Regions from separate parts of the Homo sapiens genome. Here all the other regions are linked to region 3. The links are chromatin loops, found by intact Hi-C in ENCODE. Cell type or tissue: PC-9. All regions are shown on one strand. Region 1 overlaps LAMA2 (laminin subunit alpha 2). Region 2 overlaps LAMA2 (laminin subunit alpha 2). Region 3 overlaps ARHGAP18 (Rho GTPase activating protein 18). Region 4 overlaps LOC105377995 (a long non-coding RNA gene). Region 5 overlaps THEMIS (thymocyte selection associated).

Region 1 (5,000 bases), 200 kb before region 3:
CTTAAATGGATTACCATACATAGCTTTTACAGAAACTCCAAGAAATAGGAAAGAAGTTGTCATGGTCTGAATATTTACATCTCCCCAAATTTATATGTTGAAAGTCTGTCACAGTCCATTGGAGCTGCTGTGACAAATACCATAAACTGATTAGCTTATAAACAATAGAAATATATCTCTCACAGTTCTGAGGCTGGGAAGCCCAAGATCAAGGTACCAGCAATGTTCAATGTCTAGTGAAGGCCTGTTCCTCACAGAGGGTGACTTCTTGCTATGACCCCACATTTAATTCATTTAATATCTGGATACTGAGGAAAAGGATAGCTAGCTCTCTGGGGTCTCTTTAATAAGGGCACTAATCCCAATCATGAAGGCTACATTCTCATGACTCAATCACTTCCCAAAGGCTCCACCTCCTAATATCATCACATTGGGAACTAGGATGTCAACACATGGATATTAGAAGGACACAAACATTCTGCCTTCTGCCGTGTGAGGACACAGGGAGAAGGCAGCTGTGCTTAACAGAGCCATGTGAGCAGAGGCAGTGGTGTGAATTAGATCTGTCTGGCAGATATTAAAAGTCAGACCTGCTAGTGAAAGATAAGGCTGGAGACTTCAGTGAGGCAGGGTGATATGATGGACAACCTTGAAAGCCAGGCAGAGGAACCTGAGTTTACCTTGTGGTCCTGGTATTCAGGGAAGTGAAGAGTTTTAATGAAAAGAATGCCGATCAGTTATTTTCCTTGTATATGGAGAGAATACAGAAAAATAAATTAAACTAGAAAAGCAAACATTTTAGTTGAACATGAAACATTTTAAAACTAATACTTAAGCAATGGATGATGAAGTAAAGAGGATCCTATAGAAGAGGCTCCAATTTGTGAACATCTTCTAAGCCAAGGGATTCAGTGACCCATCCACTTCTGGCTGGATATTGATCCAGATGACCTGGATTATCCTTAAATTCTAGTCTTTCTTGATTTTTTATTTTGTTCTTCTTCCATCATTCACTTGACATTTGTATACTGAGGATCACCTTCTGGTATTATAAAAACTTAAGTTATTTCACCTCTTTGCTCAATTTCTTTAACTATGTCAGTGCTCCCCAAGCTTCAGCCAAAGACCATCAAGGACACACATGTGATGGAACAAAGTGGGATTTATTAACTTGTTGCAACAAGGGGCACTGAACACCATGGGGGAATTGTGGGCTGTCTCAATAAGAAGGTGTTAGGAATAACTTCTAGTATTTGAGGCTGTGCTAGATAACTTAAGGTTAGCACTCAACTGGGTGCTATTCAGAAGTGGGAGTAATTCTGTGAGTATTTTGTGAATCCTATCTAGAGGGAAGGAAGAACAGAGGGAGGATAAAGCTATGATTAATAAGGAGGCAGTGTTCATTCATATTAGCCAGGAAATGGGAGGTTGGGGTAGTTTTGTGGTCTACACAAAACCCGCTATGGTTTTGTCTGCGCTTAGACATTACAGGGTAGTCTCTTTTTTTCTGTTTCATTCATCACTGGTTCAGAGTGACCTTGTCTAATTTAGTGTCCTATGAGATTATTTATGTTCCATAGGAAAAAAATATGGCCCTGCTGTTAGGCCAGTTCCTAGCAACACCGAGGACAGGCCAGTTAGTTAGCGCCTAGCCAGGTCTCTATGTTAAGGCCTGCCGTTCTCTTTTTTACCTGTGATCTGTGTCTCTGTTAATTGGAATGGGAGCCTTAAATGGGCCAGGCAAGGAGTTTATCTTAACTCTACCCCTTACTGACTGTGTGATCTCGTGCACATTTTTAACTGTCTTCAAGACAGTTTGCTCTTTCATGAAATGGAATAATGCTTACCCCCCATAGAGCTGTTGTGAAAATTAAATGAAAAAACAAAACATAAAAAGCCTGGCACATAGTAATTTCTCAATAAGTCACTGCAATTTTTATTATTTGCCTGAATATTTGGCATGACACTCAATGTGTAAGTGCCCAGTTGAAATAGTTTCCTTATCTTTTCTTTGAAGGTGAGAAGGCTAAGTTCCTTTTATATACAAAAATGTGTTCTGTCGAACACTATCACTGCAAGGCCATTTACTAAAAATGTTTATGGGATGGAATCTTTTTCAGCACTTGCTGTCACCTCAGCGGGCCCCAGAGAGGCTTATTCAGCTGGCAGAGGGCAATCTGAATACACTCGTGACCGAAATGAACGAGCTGCTGACCAGGGTAAGGTGGCAAAATTATGAATCTTCTGAAAGCAGATAGATTATGTCAATGAAGGAAAATTACTTCAAAGTTCTGAAATGCAAATCACCTTCTTCCTAATTCCCAATTTGGTATATAAAATAGATGTATTCTGACTTGCTAATTCTGCTTCAAATCAAATCATAGAAATCAGTAGCACGCAGAAAAATTGGGGATACCTGGAAATTGTCAATGGCTAAAAAGTCCAGAATGACAGTGTATTTTGAGAACTTTATTCAGTAGCCTCCGTGGTAAAGTTTGTATCTGTTCTGATTTCCAAAAGCACTATCTTTGATTGTGTAAAGAGAAAGAAAAACAAATGAAAATGCTTGTGGTCTCTTTCATCTCATCGTGGGATTTTTGCATTAGTATAGAAATACAGTGTAAATCAGTCTTTCCACACAAAAGAGGAAATCTTCTCTATTGTGAGACTCCAAAGTGCTTAAGACACTTTTTAAAGTCAGAATGTAAAGTCCATGTTGCATTTATCAGGCTTTTTAAAGAATTGGAAATTTTAAATTTTCAAAACTGCGATGGTATTAAAAACTTTTTGCAGTTAGAGAATGAAGAAAACAACATAAAGCCCGCCATCTTGTGGCCAGAAATATGCATGAAGCTAGAAACGGGGCTGCAAAGTACGGATTTAATTTGATTATCTAAGAGCTTTAAATGATAAAGAGTATTGGAGCTAGAAGGTTCCTGGGGATTATCGAGTCCACTTTGTATTTTAAAGAAGAGCTGCCTCGGGCCATGACAGTGAAACGAATTAACAATGGCCATACAATTTGCTAAACTCAGGGACTTAAGCTGGACCCAGTCTCAAGATTCCCACTGGCCCAGTACTTTTTCTACATAGCCTGCTGTCGGTTTAGGAAAATATCCACAGGAAAATCAAATAGGCTTCTGAGCACATAATGCTAAACAACGGCCCTGATGTTACAATAGCATACTAAACACTTTTTCAGAATCTCATAGCAACAATATAGAATGTACAGATACAACACGGAGTTTCTTGCCAAATGTATGTAGACATTAGATTAAATTGAGTGCATTTATCTCATATTAATTTAATATGAAATAATTCATATTTGTTATAAATAAGAATTTTCTAACAGGTCATGGTAGAATAAATCAATTTAACAAGCACACATAAATGTTCATAACATACAAAGCCTAAGTTACGTGTTGGCAGATGAAAAATATGAATGAGGCTCAATCTGTCTTCAAAGAACTTTGAGATGTGTGTGTGTGTGTGTGTGTGTGTGTGTGTGTACATCAGCATTTAAGTGTATGGAGGACCATATTAGACAACTGCATGCAGGTATATAATAAAACATGAAATAAAATAAAGTCGGAAGAAATTCTGGAGAAATATTTAATAATAGAATAATTTCATCTGCTTAGGGGTAATTAGAAAAAATTTCATGTAATAAATGGCATTTCATTCATTCATTCACTTAACTAATACTTTTTGGGAGTCTCTCATGTTCTAGGAATTATGACACTGGGGATAGAAGTGTGAGCAAAACTGCGCAGTCCTTGCCCTCATTGGCTTAGTATAGTCTAATGATCTGACGTTAGAGACACAAAAAGTATTTCTTTTTTTTTTTTTTTTTGAGACAGAGTCTTGCTCTGTCGCCGAGGCTGGAGTGCAGTGGTGCGATCTTGGCTCACTGCAACCTCCGCCTCCCGGGTTCAAGTGATTTTCCTGCCTCAGCCTCCCAAGTAGCTGGGATTACAGGTGTGTGCCACCACACCTGGCTAATTTTTTTTGTATTTTTAGTAGAGACGGGTTTCACCATGTTCGTCAGGCTGGTCTTGAACTCCTGACCTTGTGATTCGCCTGCCTTGGCCTCCCAAAATGCTGGGATTACAGGCATGAGCCACCGCACCTGGCCACAAGAAGTATTTCATTAAGAGTGTCAGATCTTTATTATGTCTCAACCTATACTCTTTACCCTTTCCAGCAGATTGTCTCATGCTATGTTTTTTAAACAGACTTTATTTTTTAGAACAGCTTAAAGTTCAAAGAAAAATTGAGTGTAAAGTTCAGAGTGTTCTCATATCTACTCCCTGCCCCCACAACCTTCCCCACCAGAATGGTACATTTATTATAGTCGATAAACCTAAGTTGACACCTCCTCATCACCCAAAGTCCATAGTTTACATTAGGGTTCCCTCTTGGTATTGTACATTCTATGGGTTTGGAAAAATGCATTATGACATGTGTCCACCGTTGTTGTAAAATATAGAAAAGTTTTACTGCCCGAAAACTCCTCTATGCTTCACCTATTCATACCTCCCTCTTCCTTGACCCCTGGCAACCACTCATATTTTTACTACATCCATAGTTTTGCCTTTTTTGGAATATATAGCTGGAATCATACAGTGTGGTACTTTTTCATATTAGCTTCTTTCCCTTGGTAATATACACTTAAGGTTTCTCCATATTTTTTCATGACTTTATAGCTCATTTCTTTGTAGTGTTGAATAATATTTCATTGTTTAGACATATCACTGTTTACTTATTCATTCCCCTACTGAAGGACATCTTGGTTGCTTCCAAATTTTGGCAGCATGAATCAAGTTGCTGTAAACATCTTTGTGCAGACTTTTGTGTGGACTTAAGTTTTCAACCTATTTGGGTGAATATAAAGGAGCATGATTGCTGGATGGTATGGTAAGAGTATATTTAGTTTTGAAAGAAATTACCAAAATGTATTCCAAATGGTCTTTTCTATTTTGCATTCCCACCGGCAATAA
Region 2 (5,000 bases), 320 kb before region 3:
CAAATACTGCCCTATAGAACAATAAAATTCGTATACAACAGTAAGTAAAATATGATTTAATAGCCCATCTCCTATCCCGTAATGATTATGCATCTTCTGTCTTGTAGCTCCCAGCAGTAGGAGGACAGTTGACATTTACCATATCATATGACCTTGAAGAAGAGGAAGAAGATACAGAACGTGTTCTCCAGCTTATGATTATCTTAGAGGTAGAGTACTGAGAGCATGTTCACCCGTGTTACTTCCTGATGTTACTTAAGGTTACCAGTACTGTATTTTTTACCTGCCTGGTTTGACACTGACTTACAGGACTACTAAAAAAAAATATACCTTAGGAGATTTTTGTGCCACTCTTTTGTTTCACTCTGAGACATATCTAGAAGATTGAGTATATTTGTTGGGTTTGAATGATAAAGGAGAACTTTAGACCAGACTTGAAATTAAATTTCAAACATAAGGACCATATTTCCAAAATTTAAATATTATGAAAGTGTTTAGGTACATGCTAATTTACATGGTTGTGTTTTTCCTGTTTTCTCTTGCTTCCAGATAGATTTTATTGTCTACTCCCTTGTTTATATTAGATAAAATAAAATGAAACAGGAAACTTGTTTATTTAGCTATAGTTAAATCTTGACTTCAGAATCCTGTTTTAGGTAAGAAAGGTACAGGAGAAACTGCTTTCAAGATTTGAAGGGCCATAGGCAACTTCAAAATGCTCAAAGCCTGAAGTTTCCTTAGAGGCTCTCTGCCACCCTTTCTTATCATATCCATTCTTTCCAATAATGTATCTCCTCCCCTTGACACTGATACGTATTCAGAGGCACACACATACATGCATGTTCATTATTCCAAATGGGTAGATGTTAATTTAGCACCAGGCTCTGTTGTTTCCTGTCTTGAAACTTTCATGCATGTGAATCTATGACAAAATGAAAAATTCTTTTCTCAAAATGGACATTTTCCAGTATTGGATGAAGTGGTCTGCTCTCTCTCTTTCTGTCTCTCTCTTTCTCTCTCTCTCTGTCTCTCTCTTTCTCTCTCTCTCTCTCTCTCTCTCTCTCTCTCTCTCTATATATATATATATATATATATATATATGGCAACTAGATGTATACTTTGGAATTCCTTTAAGGTGAAAAGAGTTCTCTAAATGTAAAGTGTTGAGTGAAATTATTTAGCATTCATGTGAATGAACTAAGACAAGAAGGATTACCTAAGTGTCATAGGTCATTCAATATACTCCTTAGATGCCATTGTCCTATTTTGAGAATTAGACTGCAGTCTTTTTTGTTGTTTGTTTTTTCCCATGTAGTAAGTTCCTTTAAAATAATAGCTTAATTCAGTTTTAAGTTTCTTTCCCTATTGTTCTACACAACCCACATCCATCTACAGTTTGAAATATGTAACTTTCGTGCACTTTTTTCAATTCAAGGTGTTTGTAATCACATATATGTTTATGAGTTGTCAGGTAGCTATTATTTTAGTTAACAGGGAACTAAGGTCATGCCAAACCAAGAAGCATATGCTTCATAATGCATTTGGCTAAGGCTAATATTGAAATTGCATTGCCTTCCCTTCATGTATACCACAAATATATTCCCTGAATGACAGGGAAAGCCAACCTGAAAATAAAAGTCTACTAAGGCCGGGTGTGGTGGCTCATGTCTGTAATCCTAGCACTTTGGGAGGCTGAGGCAGGTGGATCACCTGATGTCAGGAGTTTGAGACCAGACTGGCCAACATGGCAAAACCCCCGCCTCTTCTACAAATGCAAAAAATTAGCCAGGCTTGGTGGCAGGCGCCTGTAATCTCAGCTATTATGGAGGCTGAGGCATGAGAATCGCTTGAACCTGGGAGGCACAGGTGGCAGCGAGCCGAGATCGCGCCGTTGCACTCCAGCCTGGGGGATAGAGCGAGACTCTGTCTCCAAAAAAAAATAAATAAATAAAAAATAAACATAAATTTTTAAAGTTAAAAGTCTATTGAGGGTGGAGGATACAAATATAGATATGTTTGACACTTTTGTACCCTCTTTTCAGTTTTACTCTTTTTTATTTCTTTTTTTTCCCCCTTTAGGGTAATGACTTGAGCATCAGCACAGCCCAAGATGAGGTGTACCTGCACCCATCTGAAGAACATACTAATGTATTGTTACTTAAAGAAGAATCATTTACCATACATGGCACACATTTTCCAGTCCGTAGAAAGGAATTTATGACAGTGCTTGCGAATTTGAAGAGAGTCCTCCTACAAATCACATACAGCTTTGGGATGGATGCCATCTTCAGGTAAAATCAAGAACTGCAGCTCCAACGTTCACACATTTACTTTGGGGCCAAGGTGCAGGAGCCGCCCCAGGAGTGAATTTTTTAAGGCACCTAGGATTTGCTGTCTTCAAAGAGCAGATAAGAACGGAGCCCTAGTTTTCTGAAAGATTTTTCTCTTAAACCTTTACAGTTTTAAATATGCAGAATAAATTTGTCTCGGTTTTTATTATTATTGATGATTCTTTCACAATTGTCAGAACATGTGATCAATAACGATTCCTATATTGAGAAATGTTATATTGGAAAATAAAGTCTCCTTTATGATGGCTCATAGCGTGGGAAGCTAAAAAGATATAAATTCCAGGGCACCCCTATTTGGAAAGTGGTTTTTAAAATATTTCCTTCCAGTAGTTGTTAACTAGTTTCTGGCTTAATAGTATATAGATTGTAATAAGAAAAGTAAGTCTTTTCATTTAAGTGACCACCCATCTCACTATAAAACACTTTAAGACTATAACAGCCATATGGTATAAAGGAAAGAATATGAACTTTGGAGCCAAACTGAATAGAAATTCAATAAGCTTTATTGCTTATTTTATGTGTGACCTTTGGCAAGTGATTAAGCCTTGAGGAACGTTTCTTTTCAGTGTAAAGTGGATATAGTAATGCCTACTTTTCAGGGTCTTTGTTAACATGATATGTGATCATTAGGAAAGTACTCATCACCTAGAACACTTTCAGTTTTTTTCTTGTTCTCCCCGCCCCCTTTTTTTAAAAGAGTGAACTACCTGACTTGAACCAAATATGCTCGGGTCTGATTAACTGCTGTAAGGCGGCTTTGTTTTTTTTATTTTTAAAACAATGACATTTTTATCTGACAGAATTTTAACTTCAACTGTGTCTGAATGAGCTCTTTACGCTTCTCGTTTTCTACTCTAATAATAAATAACACAAGGTGTCATAGGAACTTCCTTCTAAATCAGGTTAAGTTAGACATTCAAATGTGACCCCAGCCTGACAACCCGGTATACCTTTAATGAAAGCAATGTCTCCAATATTGGAGTTTTTATTGCTGACACCACCACCTCTCACCTCCCTGTCCCTCATCATTTCCCTGTGCTGCCTAGTTTGCCTTTCACTGGTAATATTTCAACTTAGTCTAATCATCATTACCATTTCCCAAAGGAGAGAACTGCAGAATCATAAACAGAACCATTGCCAAACAATGTACCTCTTTTGCATAGGCAATTCTTCTAGAAGCTGGGTTAAAATGCCATGGAGATGAGAAGCAGCACTTAGGAATTAATTATGTTTTTCACATTTAGCAAATAGAGGTTGTCATGATGTTTAAACAGTACAAAGAAATGAGTCCTCCAGCTTTCAAAATGAATGACAACCAAATTGACAAAAAAAGTGTCTGGGGGGCTTATATATTTTTGTCAGCATTGCTTTTCAGGCTAGTTAATACAAAGACATTTCCCCCTGATTTATGTTGGACAGTTTCAGTGTCTACCCGTCTTAAAATCACTGGTTTCATTTGCAGTCTTCTGAGGTTTCGCCATACAGGAGGAATGCATTCACAGCGCGGCTCTGTGAAATGACACAAGAGCTAATCCAAGTAGGTGGCTACTTTCTGTCACCTACATTACCTAAAGCACTGTGGTTCAATAAGTAAAAGCCAATGTCAAATTTGAAACTCCTACCCACTCAGGTGAGCTGAAAGTCGGCATGAATCTGGAGTCAGTCAGTAAGCTTGTTATATTTTATCTTTGATCTACTAGTAGATTGAGTCATATTTGTAAAACATCACTTGAATTGATTTCAACTTGTCTTGCACAGTAGGCTTTCGACTTGGTATACTGTTTGTGTACAAGCACAAGTAAATTGAAGCTCAACAAAAATTCATATTCAGACTTATTTACAGTGGATTTACTTCCATGGCAGTTCTTTCAGCAAATGGGCTTAGGTTCCTCCAGTTAGTTATATGATTAGATGGAATTGTATAACAGAAGGAGAACTGGACTGCGGGTCAAGAATTTTGACTTTTGTTTTCAACTCAGCTATTTAATAGTTGTAAACATAAGTATGGCTTTGACCTCTTTGGACTTCAATCACTTCATCTGTAAAATAAGGAGGAGGACAATTGCTCTGCCAGCTTCAAAAAGTCACCGCAAGAATTGAATTAGAGAGCTGCAAAAGCACTTGGCTAGTGGTAACCCAGCACACAAATATGAAGCATTTCTATCTTATCTACTTCATCCCAAAGGATCACATTTTCTCCAAATACCATTAAGACTTAGAGACCTCTAAAGAAAGGCACATACTGGCATTTCCATACATATGACAGTTCTTACTATCATTTTTATCCAGAATGCTGAGACCCATTAGATAAAATTAATTTATTTTCTTCTCGCTGTCTTCACTAGGAAGATGAAGGCACAAGTAGAAAACTCTTCATTCTTCTTTTAAGAATATAAGAGAAATCAACCTAACTGAACTGTGCATCTTTCACCTTTAAATTATCCAAGACTTGGATTTAGTAACATCCTTGGTCTTTAAATCAAGAAAGGCTTTTATGAAGCACCTATATTAGATATAGAACTCTGCACAAAGTGTATTTTCCTCTAACTTTACAGTAGACATTAGTAGAGTTCACCAAATTTCCAATCTCATCTATAGGGGATATTGCATTTCTCTAATCCTGGAGGGTAGATGTGTCACATGACTTGG
Region 3 (5,000 bases):
AACATCGATGTGAAAGTCCTCAATAAAATACTGGCAAACTGAATCCAGCAGCACATCAAAAAGCTTATCCACCACGATCAAGTTGGCTTCATCCCTGGGATGCAAGTCTGCTTCAACATCCACAAATCAATAAACATAATCCATCACATAAACAGAACCAATGACAAAATCCACATGATTATCACAATAGATTCAGAAAAGGCCTTTGATAAAATTCAGCACACCTTCATGCTAAAAACTCTCAATAAACTAGGTATTGATGGAACATATCTCAAAATAATAAGAGCCATTTATGAGAAACCCACAGCCAATATCATATTGAATAGGCAAAAGCTGGAAGCATTCCCTTTGAAAACCAGCATAAGACAAGGATGTCCTCTCTCATCACCCTATTCAACATAATATTGGAAGTTCTGGCCAGGGCAATCAGGCAAGAGAAAGAAATAAAGCGTATTTAAATAGGAAGAGAGGAAGTCAAATTGTCTCTGTTTGCAGATGACATGATTGTATATTTAGAAAACCCCATCATCTCAGCCCAAAATATCCTTAAGCTGATAAGCAACTTCAACAAAGTCTCAGGATACAAAATCAGTGTGCAAAAATCACAAGCATTCCTATACACCAATAATAGACAAACAGAGAGCCAAATCATGAGTGAACTCCCATTCACAATTGCTATAAACAGAATAAAATACCTAGGAATACAACTTACAAGGGATATGAAGGACCTCATCAAGGACAACTACAAACCACTGCTCACAGAAATAAGAGAGGACACAAACAAATGGAAAAACATCCCATGCTCACGGATAGGAAGAATCAATATCGTGAAAATGGCCATACTGCCCAAAGTAATTTATAGATTCAATGCTATCCCCATCAAGCTATCATTGACTTTCTTCACAGAATTGGAAAAAAATAATTTAAATTTCATATGAAACCAACAAAGAGCGCGTATAGCCAAGACAATCCTAAGCAAAAAGAACAAAGCTGGAGACGTCATGCTACCTGACTTCAAACTGTACTACAAGTCTACAGTAACCAAAACAGCATGGTACTGGTACCAAAACAGATATATAGACCAATGAAACAGAACAGAGGCATCAGAAATAACGCCACACATCTACAACCATCTGATCTTTGACAAACCTGACAAAAACAAGCAATGGGGAAAGGGTTCCTTATTTAATAGCGTTGGGAAAACTGGCTAGCCATATGCAGAAAACTGAAACTGGACGCCTACCTTACACCTTATACAAAAATTAACTCGATGGATTAAAGACTTAAATATAAGATCTAAAACCATAAAAACTGTAGAGGAAAGCCTAGGAAATACCATTTAGGACATAGGCATGGGTGAAGACTTCATGACTAAAACACCAAAAGCAATGGCAATAAAAGCCAAAATGGACAAATGGGATCTAATTAAACTAAAGAGCTTCTGCACAGCAAAAGAAACTACCATCAGAGTAAACAGACAACCTACAGAATGGGAGAAAATTTTTGCAGTCTATCCATCTGACAAAGGGCTAACATCCAGAATCTTCAAGGAACTTAAACAAATTTACAAGAAAAAATCAACCCCATCAAAAAGTGGGTGAAGGATATGAACAGACACTTCTCAAAAGAAGACATTTATGCAGCCAACAAACATGAAAAAAAGCTCATCATCACTGGTCATTAGAGAATTGCAAATCAAAACCACAATGAGATACCATCTCATGCCAGTTAGAATGGTGATCGTTAAGAAGTCAGGGAACAACAGATGCTAGAGAGGATGTGGAGAAATAGGAACACTTTACACTGTTGGTGGGAGTGTAAATTAGTTCAACCATTGTGGAAGACGGTGTGGTGATTCCTCAAGGATCTGGAAGCAGAAATACCATTTGACCCAGCAATCCCGTTACTGGCTATATGCCCAAAGGATTATAAACCATTCTACTATAAAGACACATGCACACGTGTGTTTACTGCAGCACTGTTCACAATAGCAAAGACTTGGAACCAACACAAATGCCCATCAATGATAGACTGGATAAAGAAAATGTGGCACATATACACCATGGAATACTATGCAGCCATAAAAAAGGATGAGTTCATGTCCTTTGCAGGGACATGGATAAAGCTGAAAACCATCATTCTCAGCAAACTAACACAGGAACAGAAAACCAAACACCGCATGTTCTCACTCGTAAGTGGGAATTGAATAACGAGAACACATGGAGACAGGGAGTGGAACATCACACACCAGCGCCTGTCAGAGGTTGGGGGGCTAGGGAAGGGATAGCATTAGGAGAAATACCTAATGTATATGACAGGTTGATGGGTGCAGCAAAACACCATGGCACATATATACCTGTGTAACAAACCTGCACGTTCTGCACATGTATCCCAGAACTTAAACTATATTAAAAAAAAAAAAAGTTAATTATGCCTTCTTATCTTAGACATCCCTTCACTTACTTTCCCGGTTCACTGCCTTCCTTCTTGTCATAATCGTTCTGCTTGAAATGGACGTTGTGAAAAGCCTAATTTCAGCTTAGAAAAATGTCCTCTTCTACCGCCCTTCCCATTCAATGGATTAAGGATAAAAGCAGACAAACAGATTGAACATAGAAACTCTGAAATTATTTACAATTTCAGAATCGGTAATCAAAGCAAGAGCTCCACAGTGTTCTTACCTAGCTGCCTTGCAGATGCCTGGCACTGAGTCTTAGCAACTTCCCTATGAACTCGGGTTCATTTTAAAAACTTCCCGTAGTTTCGATTCAAAGGAATGCCTGACCAATACTGCCACCTACTGATGAGTAGGTGAGAAATCAGGACAATCAGATGGAGAGTCCAAACCAGTTTAATGAAAACGAAGACAGACAATAATGAAAAATTCCTTGAAGTCGGTAAAATAATCTGCCTTTCCCAGAGAGTACTAGTAAGGAATTTACATCGAATCCTACAGCAGCATTAAGCAAAGATTGTGTAAGTGCAAAGAATTACAATGACCTCTGATACAGTCTGGCTCTGTGTCTCCACCCGAATCTTATCTTGAATTGTAATCTGAATTGTAATCCCCATATGTTGGGGGAAGGATCTTGTGGGAAGTGACTGAATCATGGGGGCAGTTCCCCGTGCTGTTCTTGTGATTGTGAGTTCTCACAAGATCTAATGGTTTTGTGAGGGGCTTTTCCCCGCTTCACCCTGTGCTTCTCATCCTTCTCCTTCCTGGCACCATGTGAAGGACATGTTTGCTTACCCTTCTGCCATGACTGTAAGTTTCCTGAGGCCTCCCCAGCCATGTAAGTCAATTAAACCTCTTTATAACTCACCCAGTCTCAGGTATTTCTTCCTAGCAGTGTGAGAACAGATTAATGAAGCCTCTTTCAGAAAAGAGCATCACCAACGTTACCAGGACAACCAGTCCTCCTTTAAGAATTCAAATGTTTTAAACTCAAGGCAAATATATTTATTTTTATTTTGTCTCATACACACACAGAAAAACAAATAAAAATCTAGCCTGAGATTTAAAACTCACTAAGGAAAAAAAATCACAGCAAAAGCAGTAGGTTAACATCAGGATATTTATATTCAAGGCTCTATGGTATCAAGTTTTTTTTCTCTTTAGAGCCAGGCATGGTGGCATGCACCTGTGGTCCTAGCTACTCACGAGGCTGAGGCAGGAGGTTTGCTTGAGCCCCAGTGCTTGAGGCTGCAGTTAGCCGCGAATGCACTGCTGTACTCCAATCTGGAAAACAGAGCAAGACCCTGTCTCTAAAAAATTTGAGATTTTTTAAAGTCCATATTTTTTTGTTATTTAAACGTGATATTATTCAACATTGATGAACTTGGGTCGTGAGTTCTAAAAGGGATTCAAAATAAAATGGCATTTTCACTTTTTTAAAATTAAGATACTTTTTCATGATCAAAAATATGTTGTGTCTCCCTCCTGACCCTCCTTTTCAGGTAGGTAGCAAACGTTGCGAAATTTAGTTGGCATATGCTTCAGACAACCTTTTACTTAAATCATTATCCTCACTGCTATCTTTTTTTTTGAAGTTGTATACTCCTAAAATGTTTTAAGCACTTAATTTTTCTTTTATATTATTAATTGTTTTCAACCCACTAATAAGTACCATTTTGCTAATTGGGAAATTAATACATATTGTCAAAGAAACAGACTAAACTGTATTTTGAAAATCCTGAAGAATAAAAATTTGTAAAAGGAAAAAAACTAAAGACGAAAACATATTTACATCTCTGACATCTTCCTACTTTAAAAATTACAAAGAAAATAGAAAATAGAGGTGACTTTTAATAACAAAAAAGTCCATTTCTCAATATTAATAAAAAAAAAGCAAAAATACTCATAAACACATAGGATTAAAAGTAATGATTCCAAGAGAAGATAATTTAGAAAAAGGCATTTAATTACAAAATTTTCTTTTAAATAAAAAAGCAATGGCACGAATCACCACAAAATCATTTAAGTGATCATATCCACAGGCTGTTCTTGTAATTATATGCTAAAAATTTATGACTGTTCTCATTAACAGCATTCCCCCCCTTCATTAGAGACATCAAGAGCTTCTGAGAATGTGTAGTTTTTCCTAAAGTACTACTAAAAGTATCATGAACACCGTTTGTGCAGCATTCATTTACATCACCTTTTATTTACTATATTCTAAACTCATAAAATATTTAACATTTCTCTACTTCATTTCTTATTTACAGTACAGAGGCTCATCTCTTGTCACAATATGGTTTGTGCATTAAAATCCCTGGGAATAGTACTTTCAAGAACATTTTAATAAATTGACTCCGATTATTTAAAATAAGAACACAAACAAAAGCTTTTTCACCCAGAAGAATAATTCTTCCAGTAGACTTATTCAGGACTTAAAAAAAAAAATCCCTCTTTAAGTAAAATACATTCTTCAACCATTACTGGATTATACTATCATGCATATTTATAATGCTAATAATGACAACACGTAAAGCCAGCTATG
Region 4 (5,000 bases), 2.0 Mb before region 3:
AAGAACTCTGAAAGCTTGAAGAATAAGGCTGGGAGCAGCGGCTCATGCCAGTAATCTTGGCACTTTGGGAGACCAGAATGGGTAGATTGCTTTATCATGTTGGGGTATGTTTCTTTTATACCTAATTTGTTGAGAGATTTTTATAATGAAGAGATATTGACTTTTGTCAGATGCTTTTTCTGCATCTTTTGAGATGATTATGTGTTTTGAATCCTTTGTTCTGTTAATGTAATATATCACATTTATTGACTTGTGTATATTAAAGCATCAATATATTTATTGGATGAATCCCACTGGATCATGGTAAATAATCTTTTTAATGTGGAGTTGAATCCTGATTTCTAGTATTTTATCAAGGATTTTTTGCAGCTATGTTTATCAGGAATATTGGTCTGTAGTTTTATCTTTTTGTTGTGTCCTGGTCTAGTTTTGGAATCAGGGCCATACTGGCCCCTTAGAATGAATTAGGAGAGTTTACTCTTTTTCACTTATTTTGGAATCATTGCTGAAGTATTGATATTAGTTCTTCTTACACATTTTGCAGAATTCAACAGTGAAGCCATCACATCCCGAACTTTTCTTTGATGGGGAGACTTTTTATTATTGCTTCAATCTTGTAACTTCTTATTTGTCTGTTCAGATTTTCTATTTCTTTTTGATTCAGTCTTGATAGGTTTTACGTGTCCAGGAGTTTATTCCTTTCTTCCAGTTTTTTTTTCAAATTTCTGATGTATAATTATTCATAGTAGGTTCTTATGATCTTTTGTATTTTTGTGGTATCAGTTGTAATGCTTTATTTTTCATCTCTAATTTTATCTATTTGAGACGTCTTTCATTTTTTCTTAGACTGGCTAAAGATTTGTTGATTTTTTATCTTTTCAAAAAAACAAATCTTTGTTTCATTGATATTTTATACTATTTGTCTCTATTTTACTTATCTGTGCTTTGATCTTTTTTTTTTTTTTTTTTGAGACTGAGTCTCACTCTGTCACCCAGGCTGGAGTGCAGTGGTGCAATCTCGGCTCACTGCAAGCTCTGCCTCCCGAGTTCACACCATTCTCCTGCCTCAGCTTCCCGACTAGCTGGGACTACAGGCACCTGCCATCACGCCGGCTAATTTTTTGTATTTTTAGTAGAGACGGGGTTTCACTGTGTTAGCCAGGATGGTCTCGATCTCCTGACCTCGCGATCCACCCTCCTCAGCCTCCCAAAGTGCTGGGATCATAGTGAGCCACTGCGCCTGGCCTGTGCTTTGATCTTTATTATTTTTTTCCTCTACTAAATTTGGGCTTAGTTTGTTCTTGCTTTTTTAGTTTCTTGAGGTGTTCTGTTAGTTTATTTGAGACATTTCTTCTTTTTGGATGTAGATGTTTATTACTATAATTTTCCCTCTAAAAACTAATTTTGCTATTTCCCTTAAGTTTTAGTATACTGTATTTCCATTTTCATTTATCTCAATAATATTTTAGAATTCTCCTTTAATTTCTTCATTGACCTGTTGTTTTTTAGGAGCATGTTTAATTTCCATGTATTTGTACAGTTTTCAAAGAATTTCCTGTTGTTAATTTCTAGTTTTATACCACTATTGTCAGAAAAGGTAAATTGATACGATTTTGATTTTTTTTTAATTTGTAAAAACTTGTTTTACCATGGCATAACATGTGGTCTGTCCTAGAGAATGTTCCCTTTGCAGCTGAGAAGAATGTGAATTTCTATAGCTGTTGGATGTTCTGTAAATGTCTGGTAGGTCCATTTGATCTTGAGTGCAGTTTGAATCTGATATTCCTTTGTTGATTATCTGTCTAGACGATCTGTTTACTGCTAAAAGTTGGATACTGAAGTTCCCTACTGTTACTGTATTGCTGTCTATCTCCCTCTTTAGATCTATTAATGTTTGCTTTATATATTTAGGTGCCCCAATGTTAAGTGCATATATATAGTTATGATTGTTATATCTTCTTATTTGTATTGACCTCTTTATAATTATATAATGGCCTTGTTTGTCTCTTCTTATAGTTTTAACTTGAGGTCTATTTTATCTGATATAGGTATAGCTACTCCTGCTTTCTTTTGATTTCCATTTGCATGGAATATTTTTCTCCATCCGTTCGTTTTCAGTCTGTGCATTCACTTACAGGTAAAGTGCATCTCTGTAGGCAGCATGAAGTTGGGTCTTATTTTTTAATCCATTGAGCAATTATATGTCTTTTAATTAGATAATTTAATTCATCTATATTAAGCATCATTATTGATGGGTGACGGCTTGCTTTTGCTATGTTGTTATGTGTTTTCTGTGTTATGTGTTTTGTAGAATCTTTGTTTCTTTTTCTCTTACTGTATTCCTTTGTGATTAAGTGATTTTCTCTATTAGCATGTTTTGATCTGGCTATTTTTAATGTATCTATTAAATGCTTTTGTTTTTTGATTAATACAAGGCTTACTAAAAACATGGCTATAACAGGTTATTTTGAATTGATAGCAATTTAATTTTGATCATAAGAAGAAATCCACTTTACTTTTTAGTTCCATTACCTCCCCACATTTTGCATTTTTGATGTCTTAATTTATATCTTTTTATATTTCTTATCTCTTAGCAAAGTTTTGTAATTATTATTTTCATTTGTTTTGTCTTTCAGCCTTCCTATGATGGATGTAAATGGTTCATGTTCCACGATTGTCTTGTTAGAATATTCTGAATTTGCTTTATATCTTCAGATGTTATTGTGCTAAACATTAGCATTTTTTGGTTTCAGTGTGAAGAACTTCATTTAGTATTTCTTATAAGGCAGGCCTGGTTGCAATAAATTTCCTCGGCTTTTTTGTTTGGGAATTTTTTTTATTTCTCTTACTTTTCCGAAATATACTTTTGCTAAGCACAGTATTCTTGGTTGTATGTTTTGTGTGTGTGTGTGTGTGTGTGTGTGTGTGTGTGTGTTTTGTCAGCACTTTTTCTTCATCTAGTTTTCAATGTCTGAATTTGTGACCTTACTATTTCAGTGGGCTTGTTGAGAAATTCTGAGCAAACTGGCTATTGTATTCTATTTAAGCACTAGAGGGCACCTGATGACCAGGTTAGAAACAAAACTCACAATGACTCCACCACTAAAGCTGTTCCAGCTGGATGGGCTGATAGATTTATGGAGGGCTCTCAGGGCCATGTGGGAGAGCCAGTCAGCCTCTAGATTCCAGAGCATCTGTGGACTGTGCTTCCCACAGTGTGGCACCCATAAACAGCCTCTCTGGTGTGGGGTCTCTTCTGGCAGGGATGGTGAGCCACTGCCAAGTTCCACTGCTGGCTGCCCCTAGCCCCACCCCTCCCTTTGACGCGAACTGACTTCTGGTGGTTCAGCCCTGCATCAGTACTTGTGATTCTCCCTGCGGGCTGATGCAGAGTGAATCTCTCACTGAGGAACCCAGGATAGTGAGGAAGCCTACTGTTCACCTCCATCCAGCTCACTTTTTCACTGTAGAAACTGTGAGTCCAGGGGGATTTTCTGCATGTGTTTCCATAATGGCTTGTGGAGGACAAGCATCATGATCACAGAGAACCAATTTACTATCCCACCACAATTTTATTCATTTTTGCAGTCCAGGGGGCTTCATAATCTCACTCACATGTTCAGGTTCCCTTACCTCTTGTGAAGGTTCTTGTGGATAGTGGTTCAAATTGATGTTCCTGTGGGAGTAAGATGGCTGGAGAGATCTACTCTGCCATTTTGCTTTGCCTGCCAGCCAGAAATAGCATTTTTGAAAAGAAAATAATTTGTGCAAAAGTGTGGCAATACAAAAGATAATAAATTATAAGAAGTATTTTGACATGTCTAAGTCTATGTGCAGAAATTGTTATAAATAAGACTGTTAAGGTGGTTGTTAACCAGATCATGAAAGCTGACATATAACTTGATGAGGAAAAGGGAAAAAGAGTAAGAGTTTTAATGATGGGGCTGATATGAGCCAATAAAAGTATATGTTATACTTGGCCAATATATTGTAAATTTTATCTAGATCAGGGGATGGCAATCTATGGCCCTGGGCCAAATCCAGTCCACCACCTGTTCTCAAAAATAAAATTTTACTGAACCATACCATGCGCATTCACTAACATATTGTCTATTGCTTTTTGCCCTACAAAAGCTGGGTAGATTAGTTGATAGAAACCTAATGGGCTACAAAACTTAAAATATTACTTAACTTGTAATTTTACTTAAACATTACAAAAAGTTGGATGCTCCCCAGTGTAGATTAATAAGCCTATAAGAAAACCCAGGAGTTTTTCTCTTAAAAAAACCCCCCAAACCAGGATGGGGCTTCTCTAAACAGATACTAAAATTTGTCATATAGCCACAATCTTTAGACATGCGAGCACTGAGTGATGCACAAGATGGACAGATTACTAGCTCATTGGAGTAGAATTTGAAAAACAGTATTTCTGGATGAAAAAATAATCTAGAGATAGATTTTTTGTTTTTTAAAAATAGTATATGATAAATGTACTTTGGAACAATGGGGGGAAAGGATTATTACATTTATGTAATTGGGTTCATTGACTAAATATTAGGAAAAAGAAAGAAAGGTGTATCTTTTTCTCAGCTTTATACCAAAATAAATTTCGTAAACTCTATTCAGTCATTCCACTTTTAATAACACAATTTAAAGATGTAAAAAGACCCATCGTATTATAGCTTACACAGGAAAGATATTTTGCAGCAACTTTACTGAATGTTCATTAATGAATTAATGGTTAAATAAATAATGACGTATTTATGTGATGGAGCTTTATACAACTATTTTTAAAATGAAATAAATTACAGATAAGTAGGTGATGATACATAGACAGTTGATGGATAGTTAATAGATAGTTGATAGATCTAAAAAGGGAAGATCACGTTTATAATAAATCTCTTGGAAGCCTTCCAGACCTGGGAAGTAACTGCACCTTCCAGGGCTAGCGAATTTCCAAGAGTGTTAGACAGCTAGCCTGAAATGTGGCTTTCAAATGC
Region 5 (5,000 bases), 1.8 Mb before region 3:
AATGAAGCAAAATTGGTCCTGAGTTAACGGTTGATGAAGTCAGGTAATGAGTACCTGGAGGTTCATTATGCTATTCTCTTGCTTTTTGTGTATTCTTGAAATTTTTTGTAAGAAAACGTTTGGTCTAAGTCTTGAAATCAAGACAATAATTTGCTTGTGTAAGACGTGAGGGTGCATAAAAAATGGAGGCCGAGCGCTGTGGCTCACGCCTGTAATCCTAGCACTTTGGGAGGCCGAGGCAGGCCGATCACGAAGCCTGGAGATCAAGACCATCCTGGCTAACATGGTGAAACCCCCTCTCTACTAAAAATACAAAAAATTAGCCGGGTGTGGTGGCACGCGCCGTAGTCCCAGCTACTCAGGAGACTGAGGCAGGAGAATCGCTTGAACCCGAGAGGCTGAGGTTGCAATGAGCCGAGATTACACCATTGCATTCCAGCCTGGGCGATAGAGCAAGGCTCTGTCTCAAAAAAAAAAAAAAAAAAAAAAAAAAAAATATATATATATATATATGTGTGTGTGTGTGTGTGTGTGTGTATGTATATATATACATATATGTGTGTGTGTATATGTGTGTGTATATATATATATACTGGAGTTCAGGAATTAAGATATTGTTTCTTAAATAATCTCTCCCTTCTAAAGTCAAAATTGAAGATCATTACTAGATTAGGATGATATTGTTAGATCTATAGTCTCAGCAGACGAAAATTTTAGAGACTTGATTCTGTACTACTCTGGAAGCTAAAACAGAACCTATAGTTTAGACATTATTGCAAGGAATAGACAGGGACTAAGGTGGCAATCTAACAACAAGACTGAGCAAATGAATGCGGGGCGTCTAACCTTTGTAACTTGCTCTCAGAAACATCTTGATAATTAAAGACTAAATCTGTTACAAATAGGGGCGTGTGTGCGTGTGTGTGTGTGTGTGTCTGTGTGTGTATGTTGACAGAAAGCATTAGTCTGTATCTTTTGTAGCAACTTCAGCTTTCCTGAACTTCATACTATATCTAAAAGGAGCAATGACTTTCAGTGAAAAGAGAATCCATAGTTAGCAGATGATTTGGATGCACGTGATTTTTATTTAATATTGATTGCATATTGGGGTTATATGTTTGGGATTTTTAGCTTTTAAATAGAGGATACATGGTGTTTTCAAAGTCAACATTGTGGATCATGAGAGGAACCTGGAAGAACAACTTCTGAATCAGCTGACACTGCGATCAAGAAGCCCAGGTACTACAGAACAGGAACAATCTGCCATGTGTGTTTACAACTTCAGAAAGCCCTGGAATGACAGTTGCCAGGGCAGTTCTTCTGAATTTGCAGGTCAGAATTAGTGGATGATGAATTTTTTTCACACATGGTCAACTCTGTGCCACCTGCTACAAGATGTTGGAACAGGTATATTTATTTATTTAATGATGATCAATGATTCTTCCAACATCAGGGAACATCAGGGAAATCAGCTAGTATATGCTCTTTTTGAGGATTTTCAGCTCCAAATCCTGAAAGCATTCATGAAACTACATAAATTACTTTTGTTAAGCAAATCATCATAAGTAAATCCAGTCATATGAATCTGGAAGGATTTGCTGGTGGGCACTAACACTGACCACATGTTTCAGTGTGGGCAAGTTTACCATCCATCACGGATTTTGTGCTTGGTGAATTGTAGGGAGTGAAAGAGAGAAGGATGTTTGGCCCAGTTGTCTTTTTTACCTATATCTGAAATTCTCACTTAGTCAAGAACAAAACATTTAGACATTTCATTTCCTTTTGGGGTTTTAGTGATACATGTTTAAAATTGTATATTTAGAGAAAATTGTTTTTATTATATATAATTTATAAATTCAGTGGAGAGACAAATTTATACTGAGAAAATATTTAATATGAAGTATAGTTGTCTCTCTCACACACACAGACAAACACAAACATATATATAGCATCTGAAACTCTGCAGAAAATGTTTCAACCCACTCCCACATTCACTTTGAAGGGAGTGAAATTTAGATAAGTAGGGAATAAAATTGATAATAGGGGAAATTTAAGAGCTGAGTATTTATTGATATGGTTTTCTAACACCCAGATCTAGCCCCCGGATCACATAAGCACTTTAAGTACATTAAAATTTCTATGCAAGTATGTGATCTAGCATTATCATTTGCCAAGGTGACACCCAGCTCATAGAGGAACCATAAATCTATCAAGTACAAAAGGATTAAACAATATCCTCAAATGCAAATCAAATTGGAGTCTAGGCTAAAGACTCATCATTTTCAGATCTATGTTTGGATTACTTTCATTATTTGCCATTTAATTAATTTCTCTATATTCTTCTATCTCCTAATGTAGTCTGAGGTGCGCATCATATTGCCCTTTTTGTAACAAGAAGGATTATCCCAGTTTTGAAAACTATGACATAAGTAAAGGAAAACCAAATGATCAAAAAAAAAAAAAAAAGAAAAAATATTTGTCTGCTTCTCCTTGACATGTCATAGAAAAGGTAAAATAACAAAATAATAGGATAAAATTTCTAAAACAATAATAACTATTAGTTATGAGTTAAAATGTTGTTCATTTGATGCCTGTAGTGTTTGGTTTAAATTTTCATTTCACTGTTGCCTTTAAAGTTAGACTGTAAACAAATACCTTAATAAAGCAACCAGGAGACTGTGACTTGTGTTTTGGTAGTAATTATATATTCCCACCAGATGGCAGTCTTCCCTGGCTCTTGGCAACTACCTTTCAGAGTGTAGCTACTCCTGGCTGAGGAAGCAGTGTCATTATATCTATGCACTTAGTTTGAATATGGGAAATCTGCCAGGATTTCATGGCTTTAGGATTAAATGTCTGTCATTTGAAAAGAGACTTCCATGGACAGAGGTTTTTATTTTTTCAAGTCATACATATATCTTCAGGACAAAGGCTATTTACATAAACTCCAGGCTTAAGTTGAGCCTCTCAAGATCACAGTTGGCACCTTTTCTTGATGCTCAGGACTCCAAGAGGCTGGTAAATGCACTAGTGAATGTTTCAGAGTATTGTGTTTCTTAAAGCAGAGCCAAGTAAGTATTCAAATGCCACCCATATCTCAAGTATTCTCATCTAATCTTAGCTCCTGGAATATTTACTTAAAACATTTTCATTTTCTTGGCAAAGAGCTATGTAAATACATTTAATTTTACCTTTTTTAATACATATTTCCCTGAGATCTTGCCTAACATGTTATATTTGAGGATTTTACTCACTACATGGGCACAAATATATCATAAACTAATTCAAGAATAAAAATCTTATCACAATGATGAGTGACATTTGCATTCAGGAGTCATAAACAACTGAGAATTAATCAACTCCCTCTTTACTACTAGAGAGAACCTTAATGTGTTTTTTAACTTATTTTTAATTTGTACCTCTAACAAATTCATACCCCTGACATGGATCAGTATTAGTGGATGGCTTTTTCAAGACAGGAATTCACATAATCTTAGATACTGTTTATACTTTATACAACGTGCTTGTGCAGGGAAAAGGGCGGGGCTTTAGGGAAAGAGACTTCAAGGAAGGGCATGATGGTGACTCAGGGAGATACATCTGGAGTGGGCCTCTATCCTTCTTACCTTGGTTTTGTTCTACTTATAACTAATAGAAGCATGAGCTGTTGAACAAAGCTACGGGTAAATCCTACCCTGGCCTAAGGTCTCATTCTCTCCCCTCACTCCCACTCAATAATATAGTATGCTGTAATTCTAGAGGGTATAAGCCATTTTAATATGCATAATATAAAGCAAGAATTCAGTATAAATTTAAGTAAAAAAATACTCATTACCCAGAGCAAAATTCACTGTGATCCACAGAGAATCAGACTGTAATCCAATTGCCAAATAATGTAGCATATGTGGATACAATCATGCATAGAAAAGGAATATTTTCTATGGCTGGAGAATTTGAGGCCAAATTATTTAGGCAAACAAAGCAACATGGAAAGGCCTTAGTGTGGTTTAGGGCAGTTGAAACTGAGAAAGTTCTATCTTATTACAATAGCAAAGAGTTACAAGGTTTTTCATATACAACTAGAGTTGTCAATTTAACTTCTCTAACTCCTCTATAACTCCATTGCTATTGCCCACATTGTAAATTCCAGACTACTACCTACGACCTTGACGATTATTCTGCAACTCCATTTCACCCCTCCCCTTCTATGCTTTGCTTTGTAATTCCCTGAGTAAGCCCTGACTTTGCTTATTTTCAAGTCTGTCTGGCTAGATGGTGTGCTCTTGGAAGTCTTTCTACTTGATAACCTTGGAAATTTCCGTTTAGCCCTTGAGACATAAGTGGTGAATTAATCAGTTAAATAACTCATGAGAGGTTTTCTGTCTAGGACATTTCTGTACAATTTCAAAATGCCTGGAATATATATAAATATTCATATTGATATGAACCGCTATGTCCATAGCTGATAATTCCAAGTTAATTCCTTGGTAAGTCCGGTGTATTATATTAGTTTCCTAGGGCTGTTATAGCCAATTACCACAAACAGGGTGGCCTAATTAAAAATATATATATTCTTTAAAAGTTCTGGAGGTCAGAAGTTTGGTATTCCTTTGCTCATGGCTGCACCATTGCAAGCCCTGTCTTCATCTTCACATTGACTTTTCTGTGCTTGTGTGCATCTAAACTCCCTCAGCCTCTCTCTTCTAAGAATATTGTGATGGCATTCACAGTCCACCCACCACTCCATGACAAACACCCCTTCTCAAGATCCTTAATCACATGTTTTGCCATATAAAAGAATATTCAAGAAGAGTCAAAAGAGAAGCATTTGGGAACTAGGTCAGAAAGTGAATAAGAAGCCCAAGATAAAAAATGAATTTCAATTCCAAGGAACAAAGAGTTGAGAGAGAGACAGAGAGCAAGAGTGAAGAAATTATGGGAAAAAAAATAAGAAATTATTTCTAGGCCAGGCCCAGTGGCTCACACTTGTAATCCCAGCA

Evidence for each region. Hi-C counts contacts between places; a loop is a spot of excess contacts. Peaks named below come from ENCODE experiments on the same cell type or tissue, not always from the same donor. Only the 100,000 strongest peaks of a DNase experiment are listed, where the experiment ranks them.
Region 1: it touches region 3 in a loop (4-fold over the local background); 9 of 110 quality-filtered maps call a loop at or near these places.
Region 2: it touches region 3 in a loop (4-fold over the local background); 3 of 110 quality-filtered maps call a loop at or near these places.
Region 4: it touches region 3 in a loop (10-fold over the local background); 3 of 110 quality-filtered maps call a loop at or near these places.
Region 5: a loop joins it to region 3, with 5 times the contacts of the local background. A loop is called at or near these places in 6 of 110 quality-filtered maps.

What each region holds. Positions count from the first base shown.
Region 1 is chr6:129,367,772-129,372,771 of GRCh38, forward strand. LAMA2 (laminin subunit alpha 2) reads left to right here. Exons shown (of 65, transcript NM_000426.4): 34 at 2,121-2,219. Among named protein-coding and RNA genes, the nearest start is that of ARHGAP18, 340 kb to the right of the region's middle. RefSeq lists an enhancer at 2,720-3,229. In PC-9, CTCF peaks have their summits at 2,822 (motif pointing left) and 3,027; a DNase peak (open chromatin) is centred at 2,800.
Region 2 is chr6:129,250,005-129,255,004 of GRCh38, forward strand. It overlaps LAMA2 (laminin subunit alpha 2), which reads left to right. Exons shown (of 65, transcript NM_000426.4): 13 at 108-209; 14 at 2,080-2,291. Among named protein-coding and RNA genes, the nearest start is that of LAMA2, 370 kb to the left of the region's middle. RefSeq lists a silencer at 1,644-1,848. In PC-9, CTCF peaks have their summits at 2,286 (motif pointing left) and 2,485; a DNase peak (open chromatin) is centred at 2,297.
Region 3 is chr6:129,572,695-129,577,694 of GRCh38, forward strand. ARHGAP18 (Rho GTPase activating protein 18) reads right to left here. Exons shown (of 15, transcript NM_033515.3): 15 at 3,438-5,000. Among named protein-coding and RNA genes, the nearest start is that of ARHGAP18, 130 kb to the right of the region's middle. In PC-9, CTCF peaks have their summits at 2,779 (motif pointing left) and 2,980; a DNase peak (open chromatin) is centred at 2,897; H3K4me3 peaks cover 762 bases; H3K27ac peaks cover 759 bases.
Region 4 is chr6:127,603,173-127,608,172 of GRCh38, forward strand. It overlaps LOC105377995 (a long non-coding RNA gene), which reads right to left. Exons shown (of 4, transcript XR_942977.2): 1 at 4,920-5,000; 2 at 3,634-3,725. Among named protein-coding and RNA genes, the nearest start is that of C6orf58, 28 kb to the left of the region's middle. In PC-9, CTCF peaks have their summits at 3,073 (motif pointing right) and 3,278; a DNase peak (open chromatin) is centred at 3,069; H3K27ac peaks cover 54 bases.
Region 5 is chr6:127,734,402-127,739,401 of GRCh38, forward strand. The region is part of intron 4 of THEMIS (thymocyte selection associated); the gene reads right to left. Among named protein-coding and RNA genes, the nearest start is that of LINC02536, 73 kb to the left of the region's middle. In PC-9, CTCF peaks have their summits at 2,738 (motif pointing right) and 2,943; a DNase peak (open chromatin) is centred at 2,750.